Linked DNA regions of Mus musculus: regions 1, 2, 4, 5 and 6 are each linked to region 3. The links are chromatin loops, found by intact Hi-C in ENCODE. Cell type or tissue: gastrocnemius. All regions are shown on one strand. Each heading gives the region's core, and the rest is flanking DNA. Links, peaks and the distances in the headings are about the cores only. Region 1 overlaps Rbfox3 (RNA binding protein, fox-1 homolog (C. elegans) 3). Region 2 overlaps Rbfox3 (RNA binding protein, fox-1 homolog (C. elegans) 3). Region 3 overlaps Rbfox3 (RNA binding protein, fox-1 homolog (C. elegans) 3). Region 4 overlaps C1qtnf1 (C1q and tumor necrosis factor related protein 1). Region 5 overlaps Gm35710 (a long non-coding RNA gene). Region 6 overlaps Rbfox3 (RNA binding protein, fox-1 homolog (C. elegans) 3).

Region 1 (5,079 bases), core at 739-4,738, 91 kb after region 3:
CACCACTGAATGGGTTCTTAAGCTGAGCTAGGCACCCCGGCCATTCCAGAAGAGCGCTGACAAAGTATCCAGAGGCCCGTGAGACCAGGCCAAGACCACCACTCGCCAGCGAGAGCTGGCGTTTCCCTGGAAACTCCTAGGGTACTTGGACTCCACGCTCTATCCTCCTCCCTGCTTTTTTTTTTTTTTTTTTTTTTTGCTCCAGTGATGGTCTGTGGGGGGACTCACTCTGTCTGTCTCTGAAGGTCTGGGGAAATCTGGTGTGGGCACCTGCCTACAGAGGTGACTTGTGTGACGTGGAGACTGGGGCACTTCCCCTCCAGTGCAGCCCTTTCTGTCGCTCCTGTGCACACTCACTGGGAGTCAGTCCTCCTCTCAAGAACTATGGGAAGTTCTGCCCAAAGAGTGAAATATCAAGGAGAACAAAGCCGTGTCCCCAAGGCAGCCTACACAGCTTCTGCACAGTCCCTGACATGGGCCTAGGTGTCAGTGGACTCTACCTTTCCCTGCCGGCTCTGCTGGGAGAAAACAGATACATGTCTCACCATCTGGTTCCAGCCTACACCGTGTCCCTGAAAACTTTCACACAGTTCTGACAAAAACAGAGCAGTTCACCAAGTGAATGCCCACCTGAGCCTGGTTGTCCCCCTGCTGAGGTGGCCCTGACGACAGGCTCATTCCACAGGCTCTCCGCTGCTCAGGGCAAACAGAGTGTGTCTCCCTGCAGTGGGCACAGAGTTACCTTGTGAGGCATCTGGAGCAAGCCAGATGTCCCCTGAGAGTAAGGTATCATGCTCTTCATACAAGTGTCATGATCATGCAGTCTCTGTGACCTTCCAGGTGTCATCTCCCGGCCTTTTCACACAGATACCCCCAATAGAACTGTCATGTTTTCATATGTATGGAGCAATGGCTTCCTTACAGCCTGTGCAAATTGTTGCTTCCGTCTTTCCAAATGCATCTGGTGATGGTGCTCCTTCCTCTGGACTCCACTGCCACTCTACACACACACACACACACACACACACACTACTCTCACACATGTACACACATGCACACATGTGTACACACATGTTCACACAAACTCTCACCCATGCACACACATGCATATGGGCACATACACACTCACACGCACGCACACACACACGTGCGCATCCACAATACTCTCACCCATGCACACACATGCACACACACACATATGTTCACACATATTCTCACACATGCACGCACATGCATGTGGTCACGCACACATGCACACACATACACACATTCACATGTTCACACACACTCTCAAACATGCACATGGGGACACATGCTCTCTCTCTCTCTCTCTCTCTCTCTCACACACACACACACACACACACACACACACACACACACACACACCATTCTGCATCACTGATGTCTGAGTTGCAGAGACTCTCTGAAGTTAACCCTGGATGATACCGGCCTATTTTTCTAACTTCCCAATGGTGACTGCCCTGCAGTTTCCTTCCTGAAAGTGTCTCTGCTGGAGAAGGCTGGCAGGGCCGGGGTCAGCCCCGCATCCCCAGGCTGACAGAGAATAAACGCTCCATGGTGTCTGCACCTTGCTGGCTGCAGAGAGTGGGCCAGACAATGGCTGTGGTGGATCTGCAGTTACTGATTATGAACTAGCTGGACAGAGCAGGGTAGTGGGGGGAATCTGACTGGAACTGATACAAACGAATCATTAGAACTGGAGAATAGATGACCTCCTACACTTGGTCACTCGTCACCTACTGCCTACAGTGACAAAGAGGTTCTTGCCACCCACAGGAATCACGGCATCAACTTAGAGGTCCTAGGACACAGTGAGTGGGGAAGGTTTAGAGGTTATGGAATGTACAGCTACATGCTGCAGAGCTCTGACAGTAAATGCTGAGCACCCACTAGGTGCTAGGACTCATGTCATCACATGCGAGACCCACTAAGTGCTAGGACTCATGTCATCACATATGAGACCCACTAGGTGCTAGGACTCACGTCCTCACATGCTGAGTACCCACTAGGTGCTAGGACTTATGTCCTCCCATGTTGAGTACCCACTAGGTGGTAAACTCTTCTCGTGTGCCCAACCTATAGAAAGAGAGGCACCTTCCTTGCCTGTCCATCTGTTCCTCCTGCTGGCTCCGCCCAGTCCCATGTCCCCTACATTAAACCTTTTTCTTGTCATGATGCTAAGTTCAGCAAGCGGGGTTGTAGACACAGTTCTACCCCTCACTGTCTGAGCCTCGGCCAGGGATGGCTGTCAACACTGCTTCCCCTTCCTGGGACCCAGCAAGGGAACAGATGCTGACCCTGCACCTGTAGGACATGTGACTGTGGGCCTCTCTGTCCTGGCTTCCATTTCCTCCTCTGTCACTAAGGTCCAGTGGCCACCGGGTCCTGTTCTGTCATCACCTGCCCCAGCCACTCCAGCTGAGCAGACGCTGAGCTGACCATGGCAAGTGGCCACAACCTGCAGGGCTGAGTCAGCAGCTCTATCCTAAGGTCTGCTGGAGTCCACACACCCTGCCAGCGACACCAAGCCCTGAGGGCTGCAGGTGGCAGAGCTCCAGGTGGAATTCAGTAATCCGCAAAGGCCAGTAGCAGGCCAGCTGGATGCTACCTGTCTGTTCTCTAGCGCCACCTCCTGGGTAGGCCAGTTCCCGCAGACTCCAGCTGGGCTAGGCACCTGCATGAGGGAGGTTCTAGCTTCCAGTTCACCTTCTAGGGGTAGGTGGCCCATGGTGGACTTCTGAGCCATCTCACCACACAGACAAGGCTAGCAGTTTGGTATCAGGGAACTTGACTAACCAGTGGGCCATCGGGGGCAGGGACTTGGCTTTTCTGGACTCAGGACAAAACTTCTCTTTCTCGTGGTGTTGTTTTTGGAGAGGGAGAGAGAGAGAGAGAGAGAGAGAGAGAGAGAGAGAGAGAGAGAGAGAGAGAGAGAGAGAGAGAGAGAGGAGACACAGAAGGAGAGGGAGAGAGAGAGAATGAGAGAGAGAAACACAGAGAGAGACAGACAGAGAGAGAGAGCATTCCTGTGAGCTCAGGGCTTGCCTGCATGTATCATGGCACACATACAGAGGTCAGAGGTTAACCTTGGGTGTTATTCACCTTCTGCCTTGTTGAGAAAGGGTCTCTGTTGCTTCGTCATTGTACCAGACCAGCTGGCCCATGAGCTCCCAGAGAGTCTCCTATCTTGGCCTGCCATCTTGCTGCAGGAGTGCTGGGATCTTCAGGGTGTTGTGTGACTTTTCTATTCACCCCACACAGAAACTAAGGACACACCTTAAAAAACGATTTCACCCACCTGGCTGTGTGAATTCACTATTGGGGTCACTTACAGGAGCATGGGGGCCTCAAAGATGGCTGCAGTCACCAAAAAGGCCAACCCAGGAGGCTGTGCCCTCGAAGCTTCCTGCACACTTTACAGTCCACTCCACGGAAGACTTCTCTCTCACAGCAGCTGTTACGGTTTCTGTGATGCTAGGGCCGTGTGAGGGAGTCTAGAACTTTTTTGCATTGCCCCCCCTTTTAGGAGTTTTATTTCTGAGGACTTTGTGCAGAGTATTGCTTCCGTATTACCTCTACCCCTCCCTCTTTCCCTTCAATTCCTCCCATGTCCCCTCCTAGATTAGTAACCTCTTCTTTAATTGTTATTGCTATATGTATAAATACATAAGCACAACACATTCGTACAAATACACATATAAAACCCACTGAGTCAATTTCGCTTTGCTCATACGTATATGTGTCCAGGGCTGACCATCTGAGATTGGACAACCTGTGTTAAGCTTCAGCCCTGGAGGAAACTGGTTCTCCCTCTCTCTGCCGACTGACCTATAGCTCTTCATCTAGGTGTGGGGCCACATGGAGTTTCCCTGTCCACACTGACATGTCCGGACGGTGGCGACATTATGCCAGGCTTGTTCAAGCATTTCACTGAGAATTCATGGGTACATCTTCCCTGACACTGTACCGCAGCAGACTCCTGGTCTTCTGGTCCTTACAGTCTTGCCACCCGTCTTCTGTACTACAGGTAGATCAGCTAAGGATGAGCAGCCCAGAGTCTTAGTTTCCTGAGTCTCATAGGCTTCACCCTCCCTCCAAGAGTGGCTGGCTCTGTGCCAGGGCTTTGAAAAAAATATGTTTTGAACATATCAAGTCTTGAACACATCAGAGCCTAGGGATCTTGTCAGATTCGGGGGAGCACATCAAGGCCTGGGAACACATCAGATCTTGGGGAACACACTGGGTCTTAGAATACAAATGAGAGTCTTGTTGTTCTCAGACCAGAGCAGAAAGGCCCTGGCTGCAACCAATTCAGTTCCTAGTTTTTCTACAATGGTTCCCATCCCGTGTGGCCACCTTGCCACCCCCATAGAAGGTTAAGGTTCTGTGTACGGCCACAGTCTCAGCTATGGTCCTCGGGCTTCCTTCTCTCCTATATCACAACCCTGGCAGGCTGTGTGCCCTAACTTAAAACTGAGAGCACTGTCCTCCATGCCTGCCTAGGAAGCTCAGGTCCCTTGGGGGTGCGCTCCGACAACTCTGCTGAACAGCCCTCTTCCTTCATAAGCACCCAGTCCACGGTGGCACCATCCAGTGACACCAAGAAGTCAGTGACTCTGTGACTTGTGGTTGGCATTTCCAGAATCCTCATGTCTGTGACATCCATTGATAGCTCTTTTCCGAAATGCCAGCACCCTTCACCCACAGAGTCCCCTCCCAGCGCCACCCTCAGTGGCTGCCCTTGACCCTTGGCCTGGTGTGTCTTCAAGCCCCCATGGCACGTGATCCCCACCTTGGCCAGGTGGATGTGAAAGTGGGTAGAAGGCCAGGGTCGGTGGGGTTCTTGGCTTGCAGAGCCTGCAGCTGTGATGCAGGGACAGGGCCGTGGGCTGATTTACAATGTTTCAGGGAGCTGTGTATGGGAATGTCTTCTGGTCTTTAAATTAGTCATGAGGCCAGATCCCACCAGCACAATTAGAACCCTCGGCTAATGATTATTTATGGTGTTTGGAATGTGCATTAACCCGATTATATTAAATATTAAACTCAATTGTAGTA
Region 2 (5,079 bases), core at 403-4,402, 160 kb after region 3:
TCTCTTGGAAAGTGTAGCAATAATTTGAAAATCTATAGATGATATTTTAAGTGGATGGAAGGAGGTAGTCCTGTGGGGCTTGGTGGGGAGAAAATAAATACAAGAGTCAGGCTTGGACCTGGGAAGGAAGAGCCAGGCTCCTCTCAACTTCTGTGCAGACATTTCTGTGGTAAGCCAGCGGCAGGGAGCATTGATCAGAACCTGATCCTCAAGGAGTCAGTTCTTCAAGAGAGTTGCTTTGTACCAGGTTCTTGGTTAATGTGCGCATTCCCCGCCCCAGCTGGGATGTAATTTACAAGCTGAGTATAATCTTCCCACATTGTGCTTCTCTGTGATCTCTCCCAAAATTGCAACACGGGCTGGGTCTGTAAAAGATGCTTCCGAAGAAACAGATTCCACATGGGCATTTTTACCCCCGCTCCCCACCATGCAAGTGAGCCCCTACGTACTGAACAGAGCAAGTATTTGCCTTCCTGGAGAGGCTAGCAGACAACTGGAAACTGAAAAAGAATGGGAGTGGTGGTGTACACAGCCAGGGTGCCAAAGATGGACAGAGAAGGCCTCAGGGTGGGTCAGAGAAGGAGAAAGAAAAAGCAGTCACATGGTGCAGGGTCCTGAGTGGCTGGGAAGACGTTTTGTTAAACTGTGGCAATCAGTAGGCCCAGACCCTGACCATCTCCTGCCAACCAGAAAGGTTCATGTACACATTCCTTGTCTGGCCCAGGAAGCCTAGGGTGCAAGCACCCCAGGATCTGTCTGTCTGTCTTTGGTGATGCAAGGCTTACTCTTGCAGGGCTGGAATATTGTGTCCTTCTCTACCTTGCCACGTGGCTGCCAGGAAGGTTTCAGGCACAGACATCCACATCCAGCCCCTGATCCCACCCCCAGAGGAGGAAGGAGATTGGCTTCTGGCTGAAAGGGTTATCAGACGGCAGCAGTGATGAAAAATTGGGGCACGGAGCGATTTGAAGGTCCAGTGTTTGATCTATTGCAGGGCTGGCTCCTCATGGCTTTGCCGCTCCCGAGTCTGGTGACCTGAGAGAATTAGAACCTCCTTAAATACAGTGTCTCTTGGCTGTATATTAATCAAGCAGAAATCAAAAGTCACAGTATCCCGCGGACGTAAGAAAAGGAACAGACGGCTCCCCCAGCCTAATGCGGGAGGAAAGGCCTGGAGCTGCGGAGGGAAGCTGCAGAGAGCAGCCCAGGGCTCGAAGCCCATTCCAACTTTCCCTAAACCTCCTTGCCAGCGAATTCTCAGAAACCCCATGCCTTGGCACTGGGGAATTGTGTTAGTGCCGAAACAGCGCTGGACCCCAGGGCTAGCACGGATCAAGAGAAGGGGCTCCTCCACAGGATGGCCGCGGAACCAGAGGACATGATGCTGTCCCACAGCCTCACCATGAGCATGCCGGTTGCCCTGTTCCCCGGCAAGCATTAGACCCCCCATAGGGTTGTTTCTGGATTCACGGTCCTTTTCTATTCACCTCATGCTCACAGGGGATGGCTATCCTCAGAGCTCCCACCGTGTGTGTTTTCAGCTGCCAGGCAAGGCTGATGCTGGCTGGGTCCTGCCATCCCCGCCCCAACCCTGGCACCCCTTGCCCCTTCTCTCCGAGGCCCCAGGGAAGGAATTCACATTTAAGCCCTGTTACCTTATGGGTGAGGGAGGAAAGTCTGTGGGTTAGTGTCTGTCTGTTTCTTTGCTGTCTGCCAGCAGAGATGGTTCCTACAGCTGAGTCCTGAGACAAACTCAGCTCCCATGAGGCTTCTGCCCATACCTGGCCTGTCACCGCTTGGTCACCCAGCTCCTGTCTGCAGCTTGGCTTGGCCTGCCTGACACTGTGCACTGGCCTCTCCAGGGCCACACGCTTTGGCAGGACACTGCTGCCTCCCAGGACCTTTGTGTGCCGTGGGCTCCTAATGAGCTTTTAATGAGCGGCTGCTCCAGCTTCAGGGGGCACGGATGGCAAGGGAAGAACATTGTGCCAAGTCCCCAGCATCCTGCTTCCGGAAGCCACGGTGTGGCTTCTTAACTCTATGAGTGCTGGCTCTGGCTCTGCAGGAAGAAGCCACGTGTATCCTATTCTTATCTGTTCAGTGAAGGGCCCTACTGATCTTTGGCACAGGGAACCCAGGAGATGATGGTCAGGTCTGTCATCTTCACACCCCCCCCCAACCCTCAACAGTGAAGAAAGGGCCACCAGTTTCTCCATGGAGTAAGATCTTCTTCTTTTTCTTTTTTAATTGACAGCAAGGTAGAAAGTCCATTGACCTCCCACATCAGCTTTGTAAAGAGTCAGATTGCATAGAGGACCCTGGCTGCCTCTCTGCAGAGCTGCACCAGACCCTTGCAAAGGAGGAAGCCCTGCCTGACCCCTTCCCACGGGCTCACTGCCCCACCTCAAATGCTTTGCTTCCTTGATGCAATTCTGATGGGACTCGATAGTGGTTCACACCAGCCTCGGTGGCGGTTCACACCAGTCTCCACGGCAGTTCACACCAGCCCCCACCCTGGAGTAGCCCAAACTTGCAGCCCTGTACTTGATGTTCGTCCTGGCAAGAAGCCTGCTCAGTGCTTAGTGCTAATGTTGCATTTGCTCAGCTCTTCCTTCCACACAGAGCCTTTGCTCTACAAGTCCTGAGGGGTGACCCCCACCCTCTTCTGGGAGTTAGAGAAGGTGGCAGTGGCTTCAAGCTCCCCTTTGTTACTCCCCAAAGGCCTTCACCCTCTGAATAAAATTTAGATACAAGGCATACTTCCTTGACAGTCATGGTGATAAAATCCTGGATGGGCTCCCCAGGGAGGCATCAGGGGCTCCTTCCATAGAGCACTCCAAGGAAACACAGTCAGGAGAAGGCACCTGTCCTGAAAGGCTTCAGTGCCCTCTGGCCAAGGCAAGGGACTGAGTGATAGACACCCCAAATTCCATTGCAGCCCTGCCTCCCTTGCCTCTGGCTACCCCCTCTAATTCCAAGCCGGGGGAAGGGATAAAGAACCTAGAGAAGATACAGATGCTCTCTGGAGCATCCTTACTGCAGTGGGGTTGCCGAGGGCAACCCAAGTGACTTAGCTCTGGGGTCAGTGAATTTTACAGGTTTTCCCAAGCCCTGCAATTTACACCAGTGTCCTGGACATCAGTGTCCTGCAAAAGGACCCTGTTGTGATGTTAGCACAAGCTGCCCTCAGCCCCATTTGCACCAGGAACCTGGAAATCCCAGGGTATTTCATTTCACTAAGCCGGCATCTACATACCCAAGCAGACACATGGTTTTTCATGATTCGCAGGATTTTTTTTTCCCTTGGGTCACTTGTGGTCTTGACACCAAGGTCATGCATGTGCAAGGTGGGGTCTACGGTGGTGGGTACGGCTCAGAGTAGGGTAAGGATGCCTGATGGCTAGGCCAGAAGCGCTCTCTCTCTCTCTCTCTCTCTCTCTCTCTCTCTCTCTCTCTCTCTCTCTCTCTCTCTCTCTCTCTCTCTCTCGGCTTCATCAGAGGGTTCAGCAGCCCACTGGATTCCTGTGACCTCCCACCTAACGAGAAAGCAGAGATTGGAGATAATTACCGCCCAGCCCGAGCAGCAGCGCGATTAGTAGATGCCTGGGCTATTGCAAATGACTGTTCCATTAACAGATTTGGTTGAGGGTTGATCCTGTTAGGAGAGAGAGCCAAGGGCTAATGATGAAGATATTTGCAGAAGGGCATATGCCAAATAGTTCAGTCAAAGGGAAAGCCAAGGGCTTCCGTGAATTCCCAGATCTTGGAGTCTGGTTTTCCAGGCAGGACTCTACCTCCTACTGGTTGTGTGGACCTTGGGCTACTCCTGTGGTCCTAAGAATGTCATACAGCAAACAGGCCATTTTACATCTTCCCATGTGACAATGCAGGGAGGTGGGTTGGGGTGAGACAACTCTGAAAAGTTGAGAAGGAGCAAAGCCAAGTGCAAGCGAGGTTGTTTCCATTTGCTGCCGGTTAGGACGGGCATCCATCTCCTCTACTGTTGCTGCTACTCTTGGGGGAAGTTTTAGCCAACAGCATCCCCTATCTTTCTGATCTGAAGTGGAACCGAAAATGTGTCCACACACCAGCTTCCTCTTCCTGGGAGATCCTGGGGCCAGTTTCTGAATGGTGGCTTGACCACAGCTAGCATACAATGGTGACCACAGCTAGCATACAAGACCAAAGGTTTGGGATTAGGCTTTCTCCAAACCTCAGCTCAGGTTCTGACAACCGCCTCTCCAGGCATGGGGGACCCAGATGCCCCAGAGAATGTCCAAGGAGTTTCTCAAAGCTACTACTGCCAAGGCCTCTAGCCCACCGAGCCTGGAGGTGCTGAGCCACATGGTTGCTACTTCCATAGTCTGCCCTGAGCTCACTCCCTTTCTGCAGGGGAGGGGGGGAGAGGGGAGGAGGCCTGGGGCTCACTTACAATAAAGAAAACTTGGCAACTATGCTGAGTGGGAAAACAGAGGTATCCAAAGCCCTCTCTACGGGAACAGTCCTCAGGTTCCTGGGCCCCTGAGGGGAGGGACACTTGCAAAAGAAAGATGCCCGTATAACTGCAACCCTGTGCAGCTTCTGGCTTCCCCCGTATATCTCGAGTGTGCCCTTTGCTTTCAGTCTCCCAGTATTTATTATGTTTAATTTTGCTGGGACGTGGTTGTAAGTGAGACGGATGGAGCCCAGTGTGGCTGGCAAACGCCTCTTAATTAAACAGATAAATAAACTCCCTTTGCACGCGGGTTTTTTACTTTTGCTGCAGTCTCTGCTGAGGCAGGGGGATGGTGTCTCTAGGTAGGGGACCCCTTGGTGAGCTGAAAGGTGGGTGCTGACTACAGCAGGCTGCACTGGACCTAGCCCTTTCTCTCTGACTGCTCTGGATTCCTTGACAGAGGGAGGCCGAGAAGCCCAGGGGTGGGGAGGAGCCCCCAGAAGCCCCTCCTCACAGGCCTGCTGGGAAAGGAGCCACCAGCTGGTGTGAGTGCGCCCTCTGCTGGACGCCTTTGGTGTAGTCTCTTCAGCCAGGGCTGGGATGGACAGCCCAGGACAATTGCTTCTTATGCCATTTCTCTCCTT
Region 3 (5,079 bases), core at 525-4,524:
TCAGTACCCTACTGGTGCCAGGGGAGCCAGGAAAGAGAGGCAGCATCTTCTCTCCTCCCCTCCCCTCCCCTCCCCTCCTCTCTCCTCCCCTCCCCTCCCCTCCCCTCCTCTCCTTTTCTCTCCCCTCCCCTCCCCTCCCCTCCCCTCCCCTCCTCTCCTCTCCTCCTGTCTCCCCCTCCCTCCTCCCCTCCCCTCTGTTCCCCTCTCCTCCCCTCCCTTCCTCTCTTCTCCCCTTTCCTTTTCTTCCCTCTTTCCTCCTCCCCTCCCCTCCCCTCCTCTCCCTTCCTCTCCTCCTTTCTCTTCCCCATCTTTACCGTCAGATGGTCCCAGGTGTTCTCTGTTGCAGTGATAAACACTACGACCAAAAGCAAGTAGGGAAAAGAGGGTTTATTTCAGCTTACTTCTTACAGAATTGTGAAGACAAGTCAGGGCAGGAGCTTAAGGCAGGGGCCAACGCAGGAGCCAGTGGAGGGCTGCAGCTTACTGCCTTGTGCAGCCTGTACTTTCATACACCCTAGGACCACCTGCCCAAAGGTAGCCCACCCACTGTGGGCGGGGCCCTCCCTGCCAATCATCAATGAAGGAAATTCCCCAAAGGCTAGTCTGATAAGGCATTCTCTCTCTCTCTCTCTCTCTCTCTCTCTCTCTCTCTCTCTCTCTGGTTTTTCAAGACAAGGTTTCTCTGTATAGCCCTGGCTGTCCTGGAACTCACTCTGTAGACCAGGCTGGCCTTGAACTCAGAAATCCGCCTGCCTCTGCCTCCCGAGATAAGGCATTTTCTTAGCTGATGTCCTCTTAGACAACTTTAGCTTGTGTCAAGTTGACAAAAACCTAACCAGGATACCTCTAGTTCCCTGCTCTCCCCTCCCCCCCAGCTATGCTCTAAGTAGCTCTCTGCTGCCCCCACTTGGCTCAGCATCGCCAGATGTGTGGACCCCAGAGCCAGATCCAGCCACTCCAAGAAGAATAAGATCCAAGCAATGTCTCTCTGGGAGGGGACGCCTGGCAGTGTTCACTCAGGACTCAGCTTCTCTCAGGGCTTCTCAGAGCCGGTTTCTGTCCATCACTAGCTGGATCGTGGTTCTGGAACTTTCCAAGGGACTTGCCATTGCTATGTCATTGTGCTTGCAGGGGTCGGCATGTTGGAATGCACCCATTGAGCAGGATCAGAGGTTGTCACCTTTGAGGTGAATTCAGACCGTGGGACGTCTGGTGATAACCCTTGAGGTTGGGATCAGCAGAGCCTGTGTGAGGCTCAGACGTGGGTCTGCTGTGACAGCCTGGTCTGTCAGTCAGCCCAGTGAATGTCTGTGGCCATGACACTTCTCATGTTGATTCTTGAGGGTGTTCTAGAAAGTTCTTCTCAGCTCCTGAGCTTTGTCTTCTCTGTGTAGCATCTGCTAAGATCTCACCTCCTTCCTCAAACTTGCTTGTAGTGTTGTGTGGTCCATGGCTCTTCCCGGGCTCTCTCATCTGAACACAAGTCAAGCTCCCAGGTCCTTGCACTGCTTTTCTCTGATTTGTCTTCATTGACTTTGCACTGCCTTAGCGGGTGGTGATACGGTGCTCTTAACAGCCCAGCAGTGGGGGTGTGGCTCACTTTGGAGAAGTGGCAGAGATGAGAGGGAAAGCCCACGTGGGCGATTGTTTCATTTGGATGGATGCTGAGTGACTTGGAGAATGACCGTGGCAAGGTGGCAAAGCTCTGACCAGGCCTCTTGGAGCAGGCTACCTTGTACTGCAGACATGTGTCCTGTGCATCTCCTTTATTTACTCTTTCCACTGGGAGGTCTGTATACCACCTCTCAGGCCTGGAGTGTACACAGAAACAGGCAGAGCTTCCTCCTCCTCAGCCTAGCACCTAGAGGAAGAGGAGTAGAGATCTGATTTCCTGATAGTGTCTGCCACTTGTGCCTTGGGGACCCACTGTCCCAGTGATGGAATCGGGCTTGGTTCTAGGATACCTTCTGCACCAACCTCCTGTCTCAGTGACAACAAGGCTGGCTTTGTAGGCTGCTCCCACAGCTCTAAGTGATGCTGACCTCTTCCCACCTGCTGACTCTCCACCCAGTGCCTTCTGTCCTCTTCTCGGGTGTTCATGCCGCCAGCAGAAGGATCTGTCTGCATATAATCTATGTGCAGGCAATTCTGACCCTGCCAGCTGTCTGGGCACCAGTCTGTGCCAGTTAATACCACCAGGTGGCGTTGTGTACCGTGCAACTGCACTGCTGGCTCAGTTCCCTTCTTGACATGACTCATCTTTGGTCTTCTAAGAAACAAGTTGAACAGAAGTAGGAGTGGGGGCATTGCAGGAGGAGTGACCCCAGTCTCCTTTACTGTTACCATGTAACTACGAACCCCAAATCCGTCTCATTAGAGATTCCAAGTGTTCACAGGAAAGTACCTTGGACTTGTTAATTTTTTCTGCTGCTCACATCAGATGCGGTGCACATTATATAATAAGTTTATGTTTGTGAGAAGGAACTGGGTTTTACTCGGAGAAGCTGGGTAAAGGATCCGTCAGCAGGTCCCCTGATGTGCTCACTAACAACTCCAAATAAGTTCCATAAGCTTAGCTCATATCTGGCTCATGGCACTGTGGATTGCTGGCCTCAATCTGGCCCGCTGTGACCACACTCCAGTGCCCAAGCTCATAAAGCAAACGCCTGGCAGCTGGTAGGCAGAGGAAAGTGTTCACCCCGCTTTCTGGTTCTGCAAACTTCCCTTAGAAGTAGAACACGCCCACTGCCACGTCATTGGCCAAAGCAAGTCACATGGCAGTCCCTGCCCTGAAATGGATGGGAAGGTTAGTCCGACTGTATCCCAGCAGAAGTGATGGGAAGATTAGCCTGGCTGCTAGCCACAAAACACCAGCTGGTTCATGGGTCCAGGTACCCGCAGGGAGTGGGGTCCTGGGCTCAGTTTAAGAATAAGAACAGCGATTGCTTCAATGTGGTCGCAGCCCTGTGATGGTCTGAGGGTTAAATGCCGCGCCCAGGGTCAAGATCAGGGTGCAGAGTGGGAATAGCAACCTCTTCAGCTGCTAAGCCATAAGCAGAGCTTTGACAGCCGCTGCCCACTGAGCACTGACTGGCCAACAGCTGCTCTTAAGGGGGTGGGAGAAATGACGTGATGGAGTGTCCATGTCCCATTTATCTCGGCCAAACTCTCATCCTGTCCTGACAAGGATTGCCACGACTCACAACAACTGCTGTTGCAGACTGAGGTGAAAATCAGAGGCAGCAAGCGGGAAGCCTGCTCCTCAGCGGCCTTGATGGGAGCACTGCTATGCAAAGAATCTTCCACCAGGGGGCAGCAGACATCCTCTGCAAACTGCTGCAAAAGAGCTTGGGATCCAGGAATCCAAAGCCCAGAGCTGGTCAGGCCAGGCTTCTATTACAGGTCGTGAATCTGAGATGCACAGCACGGTGTGGCACCTCAAATACTTGCATAATGATCGTCACGTGTCTCCATGTTCCTCAACTCCAACTCACATGCAAGCACGGTATATTGGCATGCGTATAGCCTTGTGTCTATTCCTATGTCAGCTCACACGGTGTGGTCAGTTAGAGTCAGATTAAAAGCAGCACCATGCATGGCTATCTTATTGGCAGTCTGGTTATAAACTTGAACCTTAACATGATACAAGGGGGCTATATATGACATCATAATTAACAAGAGGAAACCGAGGCCCAAGAAAGTTAAATCACCTCCAGGTCCCCCTCAGTCACAGGAGCCGGAGCCCTAGTCCATGTGTGCTGGGTCTAAATTGCTTCCTTTCTTCCCCTCCAGCATTTCTTCCAGACAGCTTGTTACCCAGGGTCAGGAGGTGAGGGTGAGAGGAGGGCGCTGTGGCGCCACCCAGTGGCTCTGCTGGGGAATGTGGATGTTAGGCTGGAGGCAGTGTAAAAGATCAAGGCTGGAGATTTGAAGACTGACGTCCACGAAAACCAACCAGGGCCAGTCTGAGAGATGAAGGGGGGAACTGATAGAAGAGTCACAGGCCACACACACACACACACACACACACACACACACCGCCCCCCCCATCCTTCACTGACCACCAAAGGGACGTGGAGGAGCCTACTGGGAGCATGAAGAGGAGGGGAGCAGGTAGTGTAATTGGCTGGAGATTATGAGGTCTGAAAATCTCCCTCCATGCTAGAAAAGAGGTGTCTCACCCTGGCATCTGAGTGAGAAGATGCCTCCCCGTGAGAAGCTTCTCTTTCCAGGGGTTCCTAACACTTCACACACACACACACACACACACACACACACCCTGTAGCTCCCCATTGCCTGGGTGCACCCTGAGCTAGCCCCTGCTGGTTAAAGGGGGCAATGCTGGAAGGATTGCCCCTAGAGGGCAAACTGACAAGTGTACCCTGCAAAGCCTTGGTAGTTCTCTACCCTCAGGCACTGCAGCAGGTAGAGAGGACGGGCCAATGAAAGTAGCAGCAAGACCACCCGACCACACAGCCCAGGCAAGAGTGTTTTAAGAATCCCACATGAACCCTGGTGTAGAGACATACATCTTTAGTCCTACCATTCAGGAGGTAGACACAGGCAGATCTCTGAGTCTGAGCCAGCCTGGGCTTCAGAGTGAATTCTGAGAGAGAGCTACATAGTAAGACCCTGTCTCAAAAAAATTAATAATACATTTAATTTTTTTAATTAAAAATTTAAAAAATCAGTCATGCAGTGCTGTAGTTTACCTGAATGAATACCAGACTAAGGCGGAGGTACGAAGCGGTATGTTACTGACGAGGCCTCTGGGTACAGAACTCGGAAGTCCAAGGGCCACACCACTCTCTGGATGAATGCATCCCCTCCCTGAGCCTACCCTACCTCCAGCTCCCCCTACCACAGGCTTTAATGGTCGCCAACCACTTTCCCCTCAGCTATGTGCGACTGTGTCTTAGTAACATGGAGAAATGAGTTCCCAGCCCTTCAGGATCAAAGCTGGCCTCCTGCCCCACCTGTTCTCTCTCCTTTGAAGTTATTCTCTTCCACCCCTGAGCCAACCAACCTGTGTGATGCAGGCGGGAGGCTCCCAAGCCTGGTGGCCAGCCTGGGATTGTC
Region 4 (5,079 bases), core at 620-4,619, 290 kb after region 3:
GGGTCAGCCCGGGGCAGGACTCCAGTGTCTGTAGAATGCAGGGATAGGTCAGGGTGCCAGGCAAGGAGGTCAGCAGTCCACAAAAGCTCCACAGGAGTGTCCACTAGGGCTCAGAGGCTGGCTTGACCAGGTAGCCACTGAAGGTGATGTAGGTGTCGAACTCGTCACTGAAAATGGCGTTCTCACGCTCGCCCTTGAAGAGACGCACCCAGACCTCATCCTCCTCCCGCAGCTCCATCATCAGGCTCTGACTCTGCATGATGCTGCGGTCGCTCACCTGCGCATACAGGATCACCACCTCCTCCTCGTTCTTCATGATGTGCAGGTACGTCTCCTTCTGGTTCCAAGTGTGCACGTTGAGGCTGAAGAAGTAGATGCCCGGCACATAGCAGTAGAACTTCCCAGTGAACATATTGAAGTGTTTGTAGAGGTTCACAAACTCCGTGTCGAAGACCACGGGCTGGAAGTAGTCGTTGCTGTGCAAAGCCTTCTTCCGGCCCACGGAGAAGGCTGCGTACTGGCTCTTGCAGTGGTTCCCAGGGGCTCCAATGGATCCCTTCTGCCCTTTGGGGCCAACATGGCCCCTGGGACCTGTAGAACCTATTTTGCCGTACTTCCCCTGGAGGCCTCGATCCCCTCGGTCACCTTTCTCGCCTAAGAGACAAAAAAGATACGAGGTTTCAAGGGAGGCCAGCCTGCCATCTAACTCCACATCCCTGCATCCTCTCTGGTGCCCCTTAGCAGGAGGCTCACGTCATTAGTGGTAATAACTTTTCCACTGTCAACAACAGTTGGCCTGTGTGCATCCAAAGGGCACACTTTCTCAGTTTCTTTCTGGAAAGTCCTGGCAGAGATAAAGGAGCATATGGGTTTGTCTGCAAGCAGCAGGCTCTGTGGCCAGGCCTGGGCTCACTCTGAGTAAATGGACTGCAGATGTCAGGACTCAGTGGGGGCGGGGGGGATCTAGGTTGTAAGCATTCTCCGGGGTTATGTGAAGTTATCTAGACAGCACAGCATTTCAGAGAAATGGCTTGAGTGTTGCTTCAAAACAAAGACCTTACAGGTCTGCACGTCCTGTGCAAATAGGGTTGGGCAGAATCCCTGAGGTCTCTCTTCATGTATGTGTGGTGGTGTGTGTGTGTCACACATGTGACATGTATGTAAACACGCCCTAAGGCCACTTGGAGAGACCAGAGAGGATGTGTGTGTCCTCTTTTCTCTCCCCTCACCTTTTGGCTAACATAAGCTCTCCCAGTAAATCTTATTGCTTCAGAAAGCCTGACTCGGGCTGGCGAGATGGTTCAGTGGGTAAGGGCACTGACTGCTCTTCTGAAGGTCCTGAGTTCAATTCCCAGCAACCACGGGTGGCTCATAGCCATCTGTAATGAAATTTGGTGACCTCTTCTGGCAGAATGCTATATACATAATAAATAAATCTGAGAGGGTGGGGGGAGGGAGAGGTAGAGGGAGAGAAGAAAGCCTAACTCTAGAGTCCGCCTGCCCCCGCCCCTCCCCATGATGGTTACAGGGGTTACAGGCACACATACCTCGCTTTTCTGTGGGTGCTAGGGATTTGAACTCAGGGCCTCCTGCTTTGTTCTAACCCACTGAACCACCTCTAAGGTTCTTCTTCTGCTCATGAAACAGGGTCACAGCTCAAAAATCAAAATGTCTTCCCTCCAGAAGACACCCACCTCTGCTCTATGGTAGTGACCCTCCATTCCTGCTCAGCCCTGCCCAGCAACATCTCCCTTTCCATGTCTATAAAGCAGCCTCGGGGAACCAGACCCCAAACCATGTCCAAAGCCTCTCACCTTTCAGGATGGTGATGTTGATCTGGGGTGGAGGAATTGTCTGGTATACAGGTGTGCTGGGGTCACAGCATCGGTAGCACCGAGAAGTGGGGAGGTCCTCACCCTGGCGAGGGCTATACTTCTCTCGTGTTTCTTCAGGCCTAGGGGAATAAGCCAAGAGTCCTGATTTGTGTTGTGTTGGGAACTCTCTCCTGCTGCTGTGGACACATGGCCTGCCTCACCTTGCTCTCCTTCCCCTAGAATTGCAAGCTCTGTTTAACATAGGCATGGGGGAGGATTCTGAGGTCCCAACTCAAACTGCAGACAGCTACCCCCACACACCCCTACACACACACACACACACACACACACACACACAACTATCGGTTGTAATATATCCAAAGCAAAGATAACACAAATGCCAATGACCTGAGGGCTTAGATGACGAAGCCACTCCCTCAATACCAGGTCTTTCAGTGGTGAAGGACTGGGCTATGGATCTGAAACACATCTACCAGCAACTCATTTTAAAGTCTCCATTCAATTCCTCATTGGGTGCCTCTGGGCTACAGCTGCTGCTGGGCCATAATGGCTCTACACTGCCACCTGATGGCCATGTGCAACATTGCACTTTGCTCTCCTCCCAGAGGCTCCATGGCACACAGAGGAATCTAAGCCAGCCATTCCTTCTCTAACCCCGATCCAGTCTACCCCCAGACCATCTGGAACACGGATCCACATATGCCCTGAGTCCAATCATATGAAAACCCAGTTCCTGGAGAAAGACACTCACTCATGCCTGTCTCCTAAGCTTCAGACCTCTTGTGAGACATCTCCATTACCCCACCCCATTCAACAGGTCCCACAGGTGTCTTGTGTCCAGAATTGAAGGCCTCATAATGACCCTTGGACTCTGAAACCTATTGTCTCCAAATACTTTTTCCAATACATTCTAGTGGTCAGAATGGAGCCTTCTGGCCCCCTGATCTCTCCCTCCATATCCAGCAAGTCCTGGGGAGTGAACCCCTATCCAAAGCACCCCAGGACCATCCTGGGACCTTACCATCTCTAATGCACCATGTGAACAGCGGTCCTAGAGCTTGTCTCTCCACCAGCAATGCATTCTCTGATGCTTCCCTCCACAGTTCCTTCCAGAAACCTCTTGAATACAAACCTCTCCTGTAGGACTCACTATCCCCTCCAGAATGAAGGCTGCATGAGAGGGTTTCCCTCACACTCAGCTGCCTCAGGTTCAGGCTTTAAAACTTCCAATACCCGGAGCCTTGTACATACCTCTCCCTACAAAATATCTTCCATAGCCTTGGGTCTGTAAACCACTGAGGGTCACAGACATGAAGGCAAGCCCTGGGCCCCAGCTCCCACCATCCCAAACCACCCTCCCTCCTGCACTACCCACCTACCTCAGCCTATAGCATTCTGCCTTTTTCTCCCACACCCAGGAGGACCCTGGTACGGCACTGTGGATGCAGCCGTACTCCAAAGCCAGTACTGTATCGTGTGTACTGTCCCCCTGTGGCCTTGGAGTGTCTAGTAACCAAGGAATGTCCTCCATATGTTTTTCTAGGACCCGGGAGACGGCCTGATTGACAGCAGCTACTTAATGTTTGCTGAATGAAAACAGAGAAGAGGAAGAAGAAACAAAGGGTTTTGGGTTTTTGGCACCAAATTCTGCCCGGAAACTTGGGTGTTAAGTTGAGCCAATGGGCAGGAAAGCCCAAGTCAGCATGGAGCCTTGTGCATGCCTCTCATTTGAAGACCCTACAAAATATTTCCCCACAGTCTTAGGTCTGCTGAGGGTCACATGCATGAAGACAAGGGACTGCCATCCTCAAGTCCTTTATAACTTCTCAAGAGAAGCTGATGCCTGGTCTGCCGGTCCATCCTTACCGGCTCATTCCTAGCCTGGTACGCAGACAGAGAGGGAGAGGGGTCACAGTAAAGGTGTGGAATTTTCCAAGATGGCTTTTTCCTCGCCCTCCTGACTTGAGACAAAAGCGTGGCAGCTTAAAACAAAGGTTTTGTTGTCTTGGTATCCAAACCAGCAGACTTCTGTTGTTGAACTCGCTCAACAAGCTCAAGGCCAGATCAGGATATGCTACCTTACAGTCACAGGCCAGTCTACCGCCCCAGCCCTTGAGAAGAGACTGGACTTTTTGGCTTTCTGGGTTCCCTCTCTGCTTTGCATAGGGTCTTTTCTTTGTGTGTCAGCTGCGTGTGTTTCCTCGCTCGCCAACAAACGCCTTTCTTCAGCTGTTGCCGCTGTCTGTGGCGTTTGAGACTTCTTTTCTGAGGTCGCTTGTGCTTGAGATTCTTCCTGGTTTTTTTGTTTTTTGTTTTTTTTTTGTTTTGTTTTGTTTTTTAGTTCGTTAACTGGCAGAGAAAATGAGCCTGAGTGAGCCTTCTAGACTGTATCACTGCTTTATAAATGAGTAAGTTGCTTGAGACCTCTTGTCTCTGCCTCCTGCCTACGTGCATTCCCAGAACCCTGGCACTTATTCTTGGGAGGCCAAGCTACAGGTGAAGACAGAGCAAGTGCCCTCTCAGGACAGAAATGTAAAGTTCTCATAGACCCAGCTGCCCTGGTGTCAGGATGAGACGGAACGGCCATCCTCATAATCAGACAAGATGCTCAAGTCACGGACCTCCAGGGTCAGCCTCCCTAGCGCTACCTCTCAGCTCCCACTTTGCCTTTTGCAGCTCAAAGCAATCACATCTGGATCACCCCAAACCTCAAACACTTGACCCGGTCAGATGGAGAACCCCCGCCAGCATACTATCTCAGGCCCTTACCTTGTCACAGGATCCAGAGGAGATGGCAGCTCCTCTGTCTCTTCCCACTCCTGTTGTTCCTCCTGAACTCGTGGCACAAGGCTCAGGATGGGGCCCCAGGTGATGGCCAGCAGCAGGCAGCATCCCAGCATGAATCCCTGTGCACAGGAGCCCATCTTCCTGCCAAAACACAAGGAGAGGGCATGGGTTAGGAAGGGATTCTACAGAGAACAGCCAACAGTGAGAGCTGTCTGCCTGCCCGGCCCCACATCACACACACACACACACACACACACACACACACACACACACACCTCGACCAGAGCTGTTGAATCACTGAGCAAAGGGTCATCTGCATCAGTCTCTCAGGAAGGAGAGCCTATCACCTGCTGACACCTGTCAATGAGCAAAACCAATCCCAGTAGAGTTGGGCAACTAACCCTCCCTAGACGGGCCGGTGGGCAGAAACTGGCAGCAGCAGTTTTCAGCCACCAGG
Region 5 (5,079 bases), core at 736-4,735, 230 kb before region 3:
GGTGGTGGCTTCCCCAGAGCTGCACAAAGAGAGTCTTCCTTCTGCTAACTTCCATAGTCTGTATCTCCTAGCCCCTCCCAGGACACAGAGATTGTGCGGGGTTGGGAGGGAAGGGAGGGGGTCATGGCTGGGCCTCAGGTGAGGCTGGAGCGACCCTTCTTTCTCCCTTCTCTGAGGAAATGTCTGTAGTCCTTTAAGAGTCACCTGAGGTTGGTTACAACTGCTCTGATTGCCAGCAATGGCTGTCACACTCTGAGGACAGTGCTCTGTAACAGGGCTGTAATGAGGACCTGGCTGGGCACACCGGGGGCCGACCTGCAGTCCGTTCCGCCCTGACGCTGGGCTTACATAGGGTGCAGGTGTGATTAAGGAGCCCACTTCTCCCTTCCTCTCCTCACAGGCAGAATGCCCCATACTGACAAGAGTCACGCCTCTGACATTTTTGGTGAGGAGGGGCCAGGTGGCTGCTGTGAGGTGGGGTGCATCATATGCAGGTCGGCCCCACATGGGCCTCCCAGACCTCAGAGTCTGTACACAGCCTAATCTTACCTTGTCTCCTGTAGCACTCCCTCCTACCTGCTTCTGGCCCAGGACTCTGTGGGACTGCTTGTTTTCTTTGGGGGTTGAGGGGGGAGACCCCTGGCTGTTGTAGGACACCAGTGGCTGGCCCTGACCTCTTGTCATGGTTTCTGAGAAAATTGCTGGGAACAGCTGTGGGGTTGGGGGTGGACCTTGGTAGTCTAGCTGGGGTTCCTGGTGTCCTTGAACTCTGGTGGGCTTGAATCCCCAGGGGTCAACCCCTCAACACACATCCTCAGTAGAAGAGAGCCTTTCAGGCTCAGGGTGAAGGGGGCAGAAAGAAGGTACACACAGGCATCCCGTGCCTCCTAAGAGCTGCCAGACAGGGACTGGGAGCCACTGAGGGGGTCTGGATGCCTGCCATGGCTGCCACCCCTCCTGACCTGGCTGCCCAGGCAGAGGAGGGCTGCTCTGTTTGGCTCCCTCTTTTTCCTCTCAGGCCCCGACTCTGAGACATTCATCCAGGGCCTTCAGCTGCCTTGGAGGCACGTTATGCCCTGGCTGCTCCCCCATTCTGCCCTGTCCCTTGGAGGTGCCAGATGGGCTGGTCCAAGGCAGCCAGGCCAGATTCTGTCCCCTGCTCTATCCCTCCCAAGCCCCTGGGGAGCCAGGAGGAGGGCCTGGCAGGGTGGCAGATGGTGAGTTGGGAGGAGGGGCTGCCCGGCAGACGGACGACTGTCAGGACAGATGGCGGGCTGGGTAGGGGTCCGGAGCTCGCCCATCTGCTCCTGCCCCTGCAGGGGCTTTTCTCGGCACCTCCGGCCGAATTAGGATGGGTCCACTCTAAGTCCCTCTGGATGTTCTGTAGAACCTGGCTCAGTGCTGCCCAGTTCCCACTTGGGGTCACAGAGCCCCTCCTAGCAGCCCAGCTGGGCCTGGACTCTCAGTGCTGGAGGGGACCTTGGGGAAGCCCTGGCTCAGCGTGTGGCACACCCCAGGATGAAGCCTCTGTGGTAGATGGATGTTTGCAGAGGGTGAGCTGGTTTCACAAACGAGCCCTGATGCTCAGAGGCTCCAGGACACAAAGACCCCACATGCCTTAAGACGTTTCCAGGGTGACAAGGATCGGTCTGGCTGCTTCTCAGAGGCGACATCAGAACTGGGAAGGTCCTACTGAGAGGAGGAAGGGAGGAAGGAGGGTGCTCCAGAGAGCTCTGGGCTCAGACACCCACTCTCAAGCGGAAGGGCAAAAGGCCAGGCATCTAGCCCAGTATGCATCTACCTCCTATGAGGACAGTCCTCCGTCCAAGAAAAGGAGAGCTGTAGGGGTATCCTGGGCTCTGAGGTTCTAGGGGAATTTCAAGTTTGGGGTTCCAATGTTGGTAATCTCCCAAAATACTTAAAAAATTTTTTGTTTCCATTTGCAGAGTGTGGTGGTGCATACCTGTAGTTCCAGTACCCCGGAGGTAGAGACAGGAGGATCAGGGGCAGCCTTTGGCAACTCGATGAGTCCGGGGCTAGCTTGGGCTACATAAGACTCTGTCTCAAAAAAATGCTAAGAAAAGAAAATCTTCTTCTTGGTTAACCCTGCCCTGGGCTTCTGGGGCACGTGTTCATTTCCTTCTGCCCTGAGAACGGCGGTGTGTGTCCTGGCACCTGCTCCAGGGGCACAGCCAAGGCTCAGCTCCTCCTCTTCACCCACCCCCTGGCTCCCCTGCGTAATGCCAGCTGTGGGTCCCCAAGATTTCACCTCCATGTTGGGGGCCTCCTGTTACCCCCTCCACCCCATGTCCCTGTATCCTTTCAAACTCTAAAAGTCAAACCATGAGCTATGCCCTTTCTGTCTCCACTCGGCCTCTGAGCTTCTGGATGGCTTTCGGTGGTGACCCACCATCTCTGAGCTTTGATTCCTTCCATTGGGATGGTCAGACCCACCTCTGGTGGGCTGTGGGACTAAGCTGAGTCAGCGTTCTGGGGATCCCGCAATGATATGGTGGAGACTCTGAGCTTTCGCTGAGATTATTAATGACCTGACTTTTCTTAAATTTCATTTTGTAGAGTAGGGATTTGAATGGCATGAATGGGGCTTATCCGGCGCGCTTGCGGTCCTCATCCAGATGTGGGGCTACTTCTGGAGCCCTAAGGAACCATCCCTGTCACTCGCCGCCCCACGCTGCCCCCTGGCGGCAAGCCCTGGGCATTGCGGCCGTCACTACGCCACTCTACGGAGATTGCAGGGAGTATGCTACTCTTTAGGTCTCATCCTCTCGTGTCTGGTGTCTTTGGGGTCCTTGTCGGGAGTAGGCATTAGAAGTTTCTTGTTTTAGAGCTGAAGACCCCTGTGCTGTGCACAGAGGGCGTGTGCTCCACCAGTCAGCCTGTCTCTATTCTGTCGGGCTGCCGCAAACACAGGTACACAGATTTTTATTTGGACACCTGTGTTATTTGTTAACCTCGTTCTCCTGGACACCCCCATGTTCCTAGCTGCTTCCATGGCAGCAACGTGGCTTTCTGTCACAAGGCTCTGCCTTCCACCTTTTTCCGTGTCCCCTGCGTGCTGTCTACATAAGAGGAAACCAAGGTTCTGGTATCTCTGAGCCCTCTTCCCACTATGGCTCTCCTGTCATGGGGCCTGATGTTTCCCCACAGTCACGGCAGGGGTGGTAGCACCCCTCCCTGTCCCCATGGACAGCTGCACCTCCTGTCCTCTGTCTGTTCCCTTGCTCTTCCCTTCCCTATCATTGTCCTACTGCAGTAGCTCTGGAGTCTGCAGGGCTCCGCAGGGGGATTTCTTATTCTTACAGGGGGGAATCCTGAACTCCTCTTGTGGAGGACTTGTAGGGGCTGTCTACTTAAGGCCAGGTCACTGCTGGCATGGTGCGTTGCTGTGGTTATAATTACCATGGTGATTCATGGTCCCATCATACGGCAAAGCCCAGACCAGGGTTTGGCAAAGTTGCTTATGCAGAAACTGGTGTTTGGTCTAGGCTCTGGGGTTCACAGGTTAGACCTGGTGCTGGGATTTGGAGGACCAAGGGACCAGGGGAAGACACCCTTGCAAGGAGAGTGGTATGCACACACACACACACATACACACACACACACACACACACACAGAGAGAGAGAGAGAGAGAGAGAGAAAGACAGAGAGACAGAGAGACACACACAGAGAGAAAGACAGAGACAGAGAGAGACAGAGAAAGAGAGACAGAGAGACAGACAGAGAAAGACACACACACAAAGAGAGACAGAGACAGACAGACAGACAGAGACAGACAGACACACACATACACACAGAGAGAGAGAGAGACAGAGAGACAGACAGACAGAGACAGACAGACAGACAGACACACACACACACACACAGAGATAGAGAGAGAGACAGAGAGACAAGGATTGCTCCAGAAGTGTCTGCCTCCTGTGGCTTCTTCCCGTCTCCCCATACCCCAGCTTCTCTGTGGCACCCTAAGGAAATGTGACAACAATACATTTATTTCTCTAAGCAGAGTCCTAGGCTGGGAGAGGCCTTCCCCTCACACGGGTCTTTGTGGCTCCCGGTTGGTGTAGAAGCAGAGCAGCGGTGTGGCTTCTGCAGGAGGCTTTCCCCTGAAGCCAGAGGCTCTGATTTTTGAAAGCTGTGCATGTGCACAAATGTATGTGCACACAGGTATACTCTGTCCTAGTTAGGGTTACTATTGCTGTGATGACATACCAGGACCAAACAAGTTGGGGAAGAAAGGGTTTATTGGTCTCACACTTCCACATCATAGTCCATTACTAAAGAAAATCAAGCAGGGCAGGAACCTGGAGGCAGGAGCTGAGGCAGAGGCCATGTTCCTTACAGTTTGTTCAGCCTGCTTTCTTATAGAACCCCAGACCACCAGCTTTATCTGGGCTTTCCCACATCAGTCACCAATTAAGAAAACATCCCACAGCTGGAGCTTACAGAGGCATCTTCTCAATGGAGGTTCCCTCCTTGCAGATGGCTCTAGCTTGTGTCAAGGTGACAGAAAACTATCCAGCACACACACACATGCAGAAGCACACACACGTGTGTAAGCTTGCAAGCCTCCAGGGGGACACACACACATTTGCACATACAAGCCTGCAGACATATACATGCAAACACACAAATATGTATGTACAACAGAAGCACAAATGTACATACATGCGTGTACACACATTCACCTGCATAAAGCACGCACACTTGCACATGCAAGCACATGTACACGCACACACACAGGCACACACACACACACACACACACACACACACACACATACTGAGGCACATCAGGTGAACAGAAATAGTCATTTGTTGCATCCTCTCAGGCTGTGGGAAACCCTGAGAGTTACAGAGTTTCACGTCTGTAACTTTTTTGCTTCATGTTCATGGGCTCCAAGAGAGCAGAGAGGCTAGGCATCCTGTCTGAGACCACACAGCTGCAGTTGTCCATAAACCTGCAGGCGTGGCAAAGTGGGGCACACACCATTCATGTTGGTGCAGTGGGGGCTCCCTTCCCGGAAAGGGACCCTCTGAAAGGTTTTGCACGTCTCTCTC
Region 6 (5,079 bases), core at 432-4,431, 230 kb after region 3:
TGAGACTCCAGAAGCTGTTTGGCCCCCAGAGAAGCTGCCTCTCAGAGGAACTGCCTAACGGCAGCAAAGCCAGCACCTGCCAGTCAGGTCAGATGTCCCCAGCCTATCGTTGTAGATATTCAGAGAACTCTTTCCACTCACTCTGGCCTTCTCTGGGCCTTTCCCTAAGCAGCCTGAGACTAGGATTGAGGGGTCCCAGGATAACGGGTAACTGAGTCTAGAGAGTCTAGACCAGCTTCTCCCACCTGGCTCAGAACCTTCCTTGATTTCCCAGGAAATGGCCACCAAGTGCCGTGGTATCGTCCTGCTCTCCTCCCCACCCTCCCATGTACACAGACACCACAAGGGCCACTCTCCCCTGAGAAATTTCCTCCTGCTGATGTGCAGCCCATGCTCATACCTCACTGATAGCAGCCACCAAGTCAGCTCTAAGAGGCTGGTCCTGCCCAAGACAGGAGGTCTGTGTTATCCTTGGCCTGAGGTTGATGCACAGGAGGGAACAGGTGGCCCAGGAGTTGTCATACCAGCCTGGCATCCTCTTGTCCCCTATTCCTTTAGAGACATATTCCCGGGCCTTAGCTCAGGAGGGTTTTATTTATTTTGGGACAGGGTCTCTATGTGACCTGCAACATCCAGCAGGCTTCCCCATGTAGAAACATCCCCAGCTCAGAATTGAGGGATCCCTGTTCCTGACAGCTCAGGACTCTTCTGACAGCCCACTGCCCAGACACAATGCCTAAAGATTGAGCAATAGAGAGATGTCCAACCCTGAGGGACACAGTCCACCAACCATCTGTTACTTCCAGAAGTCTTGACCACCAGGGTCCTTGGAATGGTCCTTAGGCTGATTTCAGCAGTTTGTTCCTTAGCCAACCCCAGTGACTTTCAGCCATGGTCATTCCTGGGACCACTCCTCGTTGTCACACAAGGGACCTCCTCTGTATCCCACATTCTGGAGGTCCCTTCTGAAAGAGCCACCCCCATCTGTGATCCTGGAAGGAAGTCTGGAGAGCCAGCAGCTTCCCTGCATGGGTTCAGAGTCTCGCATCTCTTACCGTCCAGGGCCACCTGCTGAAGGCAATACAGGGTGTTGCGTGCCATCACCAATAGGGCTAGAAAGCGCTGCAGCATACAGAGAGGAGACACACCCTCAAGCATTCATTCCTTCACTCAAGGTCACGTGGGTGCCAACACTGAAAGCCCAGCGGGCTCACACCCAGTCCTTACACAGAAGGAAGCTCTTGGAGAGACGAATGCTTTGCAGGATAGCTAAACCTATTGTGAACCCCAAGACTGTGAACTGGAAAAACCTTGTCATGGTGTGGCTCTGTCCTAGCATACACCAAGAGCTCAATAAAATCAACCCTAGGTAGAGAAGCAGAGCAAGCAACCAGCCAACCTTCCTACTTCACCGATGTCCCAGAAGGAAAAAGTCCTCCTCCTTCTCCACGCCGTCTTAAATACCTTCAACGCAATATCCCACCCTGTCCGCTCGCTGCTTGTTCCCCCTCTTGACCTAGGGTTGACTTTATTTAGTTCTTGGATTAAAATTGTATTGGGAGGGCTGAGCCACACCACGACAAGGTTTTTCCATTTCATAGTCATGGGGTCCACAACGTGTTCAAATATCCTCCAACATCTACACACACAGAAAGTGCCACGGAGGAGGTGTGAGGGGCAGGCAGGAGGTGTAGTCACGCAGAGAGGCGTAAAGTGAGTTCTTTCTTCCATCACTAACTAAAGCCTTGGGTTCCTTGCTCCTAAGTAGGCATGAAAAGGAAAGAGAAGATGAACCCAGCCACGGTCAGTCCTCAGTGCAATGGCTCACCAGCTTATGGGGGATAGGACAATGCAGTTAGTCAGCTGCTGTGTGACCAGCTGGCAGAGGCGTGGTGTGTCAACAACATCCAGTGGAAGCACAGAGCCTGGGGCTCTGAAAGACACTCAAAGAAAAAAGACCCCTCAGGGCCACAAACAGACAGCCCCTTTCCACAAACCCACTGGCTGTCCATCAGAGTGGCTTCACTCTGTACTCGAGGGAGCAGAGGAACAGAGAGAGTAAAATCCAACATCCAGTTTAGATGCCACACCAGCCAAGCTTGCCTCTGGACTGGTAATGGGGTAGCCAGGGTTTTCTGCTGCCCACGGTCCACCTAGAACGCCTCTGCCTATCCTACCCGGGTGACTTACCCTCCTCTGTGTGGAGCTTGGCAGGCCCAGGCAAAGGGAGTCAGACTTCTGAACGCTGCCTTAGCCCCCAGGTGCTGGCACCCAGCCCTGAATGTGTAAAGGTGGGGGAGGGAAGGGTCTGTGATGATCAGACCATGATACAGGCGAGACACTAAAAACCACAAGCATCCTGGGAGATGTCAGGGGTCCTGGTGGCTGTTTCTTCTCTACATCTGAGGACCGAAAGCAAAGACCTGGGCAGGGCCGGGCACAGATCCTCTTCCCAGATGGAAGGGTCAGCCAGGCCACCAGCACCACTGTGGTAAATGGTAGAAAGAAGCTGCCCTGCTGGGGGCCAGAGGTATGCAATTACACTAAGGGGTTTCTCAGCACATCTTACAATTTTATAGGTTCTGAGCCCATTTATGCTTCCGTACACTGCTGAGCAGTGCGGGGGAAACGAAGAAGCTCCTCCGGACACCTCAGCTTCAGTAGTATGGTCTTGCGGCCCTCTCTGGCCAGCTTTCTAAATCCCTGAGCTAGAGTGGCCACCTGGCAGTGCTCATTGGTTCCCTCTGCTGGTCAGAAGTCAACATTGCAGGCCACCAGCCAGGCTGCATTCCTCCAATCCAAGATGAAGATGACTTAATTAGTAGAGAGACACCTGCAGCTGCCTGCTATGTGGATTCCCACAAGGAAGGGGGGACCTACACCTGCTGTGGGCCTCAATAATCACAGGCCACTTGGGATGTTCTGCCTTTGTCCAGGGGCACAGCCATCCCTTCCGGAGTCTAGCTGACATTCGCTTTCTGCAATAGAGCAAAGCCGTGGCGCTGTAAAACAGAGCTCCTCCAGGTGCCCCGGTGCACCCTTAGAGAGCCAGTCAGCTCCTGCAAAGACAGCCCGCTGCCCTGTGTTCCCCCACAGGGGTGAGCCTGGTACAAAACCGACCACTCCTGCCCACTGTGGGTGTTTCTACTTCCTATGTCTTCCCGCCCAAGCCCAGCTATCCTCATAGGGCGTCTGGGTGGTGTTATTAAATAATGGCTTAGCAAGCCTGAGGCTTCTGGCCATCCACTGCCTCTCAGGAGCACTTAGGGAGGCCAGGTCATACCTACAGCTCTACACAGGGGGCTCAGACGACACGTATTTACCAAAACCGTTCAGACACAGGTAGCTGATCTGCTGACACAGATCATGGGGCTGTCCACATGAGTGGGAGAGAGAAAAGGAGTCCCATGTCCACAGCTGTGCCATGTATTAACCTCTCAGCTGAGTTGCCTCTAGAGGACATTTGGACGTGAACTCTGCAGCTCTACATGTCTCCCAACCCCACTGCTGCTGCCACCTGGTCTCAGGGAACCGTCATCCGAGCCTTCTGTTCTGGTCACTACGGTACTTTCTGCCAGAAGCCAGATCAGAGGCCTCATGGCTGAACACTAGAATGTAAGGGACTCACAAGAGACAGGGAGGGCCAGCAAACCGCTCCAACTGAAACCCAAAGGCTCACCCCTTGCTACTCAGCCACAGTGTGCTCTGGCAGAGACTGTCCATTTGGGCTCCATCTTTTTCAGCCACTGCACAGACCCAGGCACATTAGCCTTGGGCACAGCCTTCCTGACTATTCTGCCTCCAGGGCACCCATACCCATCATCACTCCTGGAATATCATCTACTGAAATAGCCCGAGAACACCGGTGTTTCCTGGAAGCCCATGGGAAGGGACCTCTGTGTCTCTCCCATCAAGCGCCCAGCAGCTCCCTCTGCGCCTTAGGCCACAACCACCAACACTGACCTCTGTGCCTCTCAGTGATGCCTCTGCCTCGACCCCCAGGAAGACTCAGATACTCATGGATGTATCTGGGAGCTGCTCCCCAATACCTGAGGGGCTGTGGGGCATTGGGATCAGAAGACAGCCACTAGAGGGTGCATTCGTGGCCTGGTGTTGCCTCTGGAGCAACAGAGAGAGAAGAAACCCCAGGGTGGGAGGTGGAGCATCCAACCCCTGTGTGTGCCACCTCAGAGCGCCTGTCCTGGAAGCTAAGGCTTTAGGGATGAGTGGAGGAGAGATAGACTGGTCTGGGCAGGACCGGCCAGTGCAGAGGACATGCTGCTCCATCTGCCTTTGCTGCTGGGGATGCAGCTGAGGGTGAGCCATGCTGAAGGCAAACCTCACTGAGGACATTTACACAGGCTGAGTGTTTACACATGCTGCCTCTGGGTCCCCAGGCCTTGTACAGGACCTACATGGAGGTAGGCTTGAACTGAGTCCTTTCAAGCTGCCTGCCAGCCAGTGAGGACAATTAGCAAGTCTCAACGAGGACAGTCTAGGTGAGACTCACCCTAATAATTAGAGCAACCCCCCTGGGGGTCCTGAGTGACACAGACTGGCCAGAGTAAGAAGGAGACTTGGGAGGCTATGGCCTGAGGTAGCAGCACCTCACAGACAGCTATAACCAGGGAGCCAGTCGTGAAACCAACCCCATTCTGACGCCAGAAGGCACTTAACCCCAGAACTTCTTGGAGAGCAAAAGTGGTTTGGGGCTAAGAGGCCACCGAGGGTAGAACTCAGTAGAGAGATTTATGCTGAGGGAGCTCATAGCAGACCTGGCCAAGGACGACTTGACCTGGTCTGGTGGGAGAGAGGGGTTCATCAGGACAGTAAAGACTTGAAGGTAGAGCCTTGGGTTACCATAGGAACCTTGAGAATTGTGTACCCAGCTTTCACTGGGGGTCGCTGGCCCACAGTGAGAAAAGCTAGGGTAGAGGGGATGAGTGGGCCCACACAGTCTATAGGGAGTGGGCGAGCCCACACACACCATGTGCAGGGAGTGGGTGAGCCCATAGTCTGCAGGACTACCTTACAACTAGTCTCAACTAGTCTTCTTTCCACAGCAGGCAGATGAAGCAG

What was found. A loop is a pair of places that touch in the nucleus more often than their neighbours do. Peaks named below come from ENCODE experiments on the same cell type or tissue, not always from the same donor. Only the 100,000 strongest peaks of a DNase experiment are listed, where the experiment ranks them.
Region 1: a loop joins it to region 3, with 6 times the contacts of the local background. A loop is called at or near these places in 19 of 42 quality-filtered maps.
Region 2: a loop joins it to region 3, with 15 times the contacts of the local background. A loop is called at or near these places in 20 of 42 quality-filtered maps.
Region 4: it touches region 3 in a loop (2.6-fold over the local background); 15 of 42 quality-filtered maps call a loop at or near these places.
Region 5: a loop joins it to region 3, with 2.9 times the contacts of the local background. A loop is called at or near these places in 15 of 42 quality-filtered maps.
Region 6: a loop joins it to region 3, with 4 times the contacts of the local background. A loop is called at or near these places in 13 of 42 quality-filtered maps.

Annotation. Positions count from the first base shown.
Region 1 is chr11:118,646,116-118,651,194 of GRCm38, reverse strand. The region is part of intron 3 of Rbfox3 (RNA binding protein, fox-1 homolog (C. elegans) 3); the gene reads left to right. Among named protein-coding and RNA genes, the nearest start is that of Gm11750, 140 kb to the left of the region's middle. In gastrocnemius, for the core only: a CTCF peak has its summit at 2,648 (motif pointing left); a DNase peak (open chromatin) is centred at 2,572.
Region 2 is chr11:118,573,647-118,578,725 of GRCm38, reverse strand. All of the region lies in intron 4 of Rbfox3 (RNA binding protein, fox-1 homolog (C. elegans) 3), which reads left to right. Among named protein-coding and RNA genes, the nearest start is that of Engase, 99 kb to the right of the region's middle. In gastrocnemius, for the core only: no CTCF peak of the experiment used is centred there; DNase peaks (open chromatin) are centred at 1,354, 1,921 and 2,542.
Region 3 is chr11:118,737,300-118,742,378 of GRCm38, reverse strand. The region is part of intron 2 of Rbfox3 (RNA binding protein, fox-1 homolog (C. elegans) 3); the gene reads left to right. Among named protein-coding and RNA genes, the nearest start is that of Gm11750, 46 kb to the left of the region's middle. In gastrocnemius, for the core only: CTCF peaks have their summits at 915, 2,198 (motif pointing right), 3,887 (motif pointing left) and 4,362; DNase peaks (open chromatin) are centred at 2,165, 2,763, 3,298, 3,870 and 1 more place; H3K4me3 peaks cover 974 bases; H3K27ac peaks cover 802 bases.
Region 4 is chr11:118,443,376-118,448,454 of GRCm38, reverse strand. C1qtnf1 (C1q and tumor necrosis factor related protein 1) reads right to left here. Exons shown (of 4, transcript NM_001204129.1): 2 at 4,605-4,763; 3 at 1,815-1,954; 4 at 1-654. The coding sequence starts at 4,759. The coding sequence ends at 104. Gm11747 (predicted gene 11747) reads left to right here. Exons shown (of 3, transcript NR_045902.1): 2 at 1-325; 3 at 3,379-4,255. Among named protein-coding and RNA genes, the nearest start is that of Gm11747, 9.1 kb to the left of the region's middle. In gastrocnemius, for the core only: a CTCF peak has its summit at 2,413 (motif pointing left); DNase peaks (open chromatin) are centred at 913 and 2,404; H3K27ac peaks cover 807 bases.
Region 5 is chr11:118,969,290-118,974,368 of GRCm38, reverse strand. All of the region lies in intron 1 of Gm35710 (a long non-coding RNA gene), which reads left to right. Among named protein-coding and RNA genes, the nearest start is that of Gm35710, 11 kb to the left of the region's middle. In gastrocnemius, for the core only: a CTCF peak has its summit at 2,699 (motif pointing left); DNase peaks (open chromatin) are centred at 1,202, 2,200 and 2,697.
Region 6 is chr11:118,505,745-118,510,823 of GRCm38, reverse strand. It overlaps Rbfox3 (RNA binding protein, fox-1 homolog (C. elegans) 3), which reads left to right. Exons shown (of 15, transcript NM_001039167.1): 6 at 5,064-5,079. Among named protein-coding and RNA genes, the nearest start is that of Engase, 31 kb to the right of the region's middle. In gastrocnemius, for the core only: a CTCF peak has its summit at 2,750 (motif pointing left); DNase peaks (open chromatin) are centred at 2,288, 2,745 and 3,527.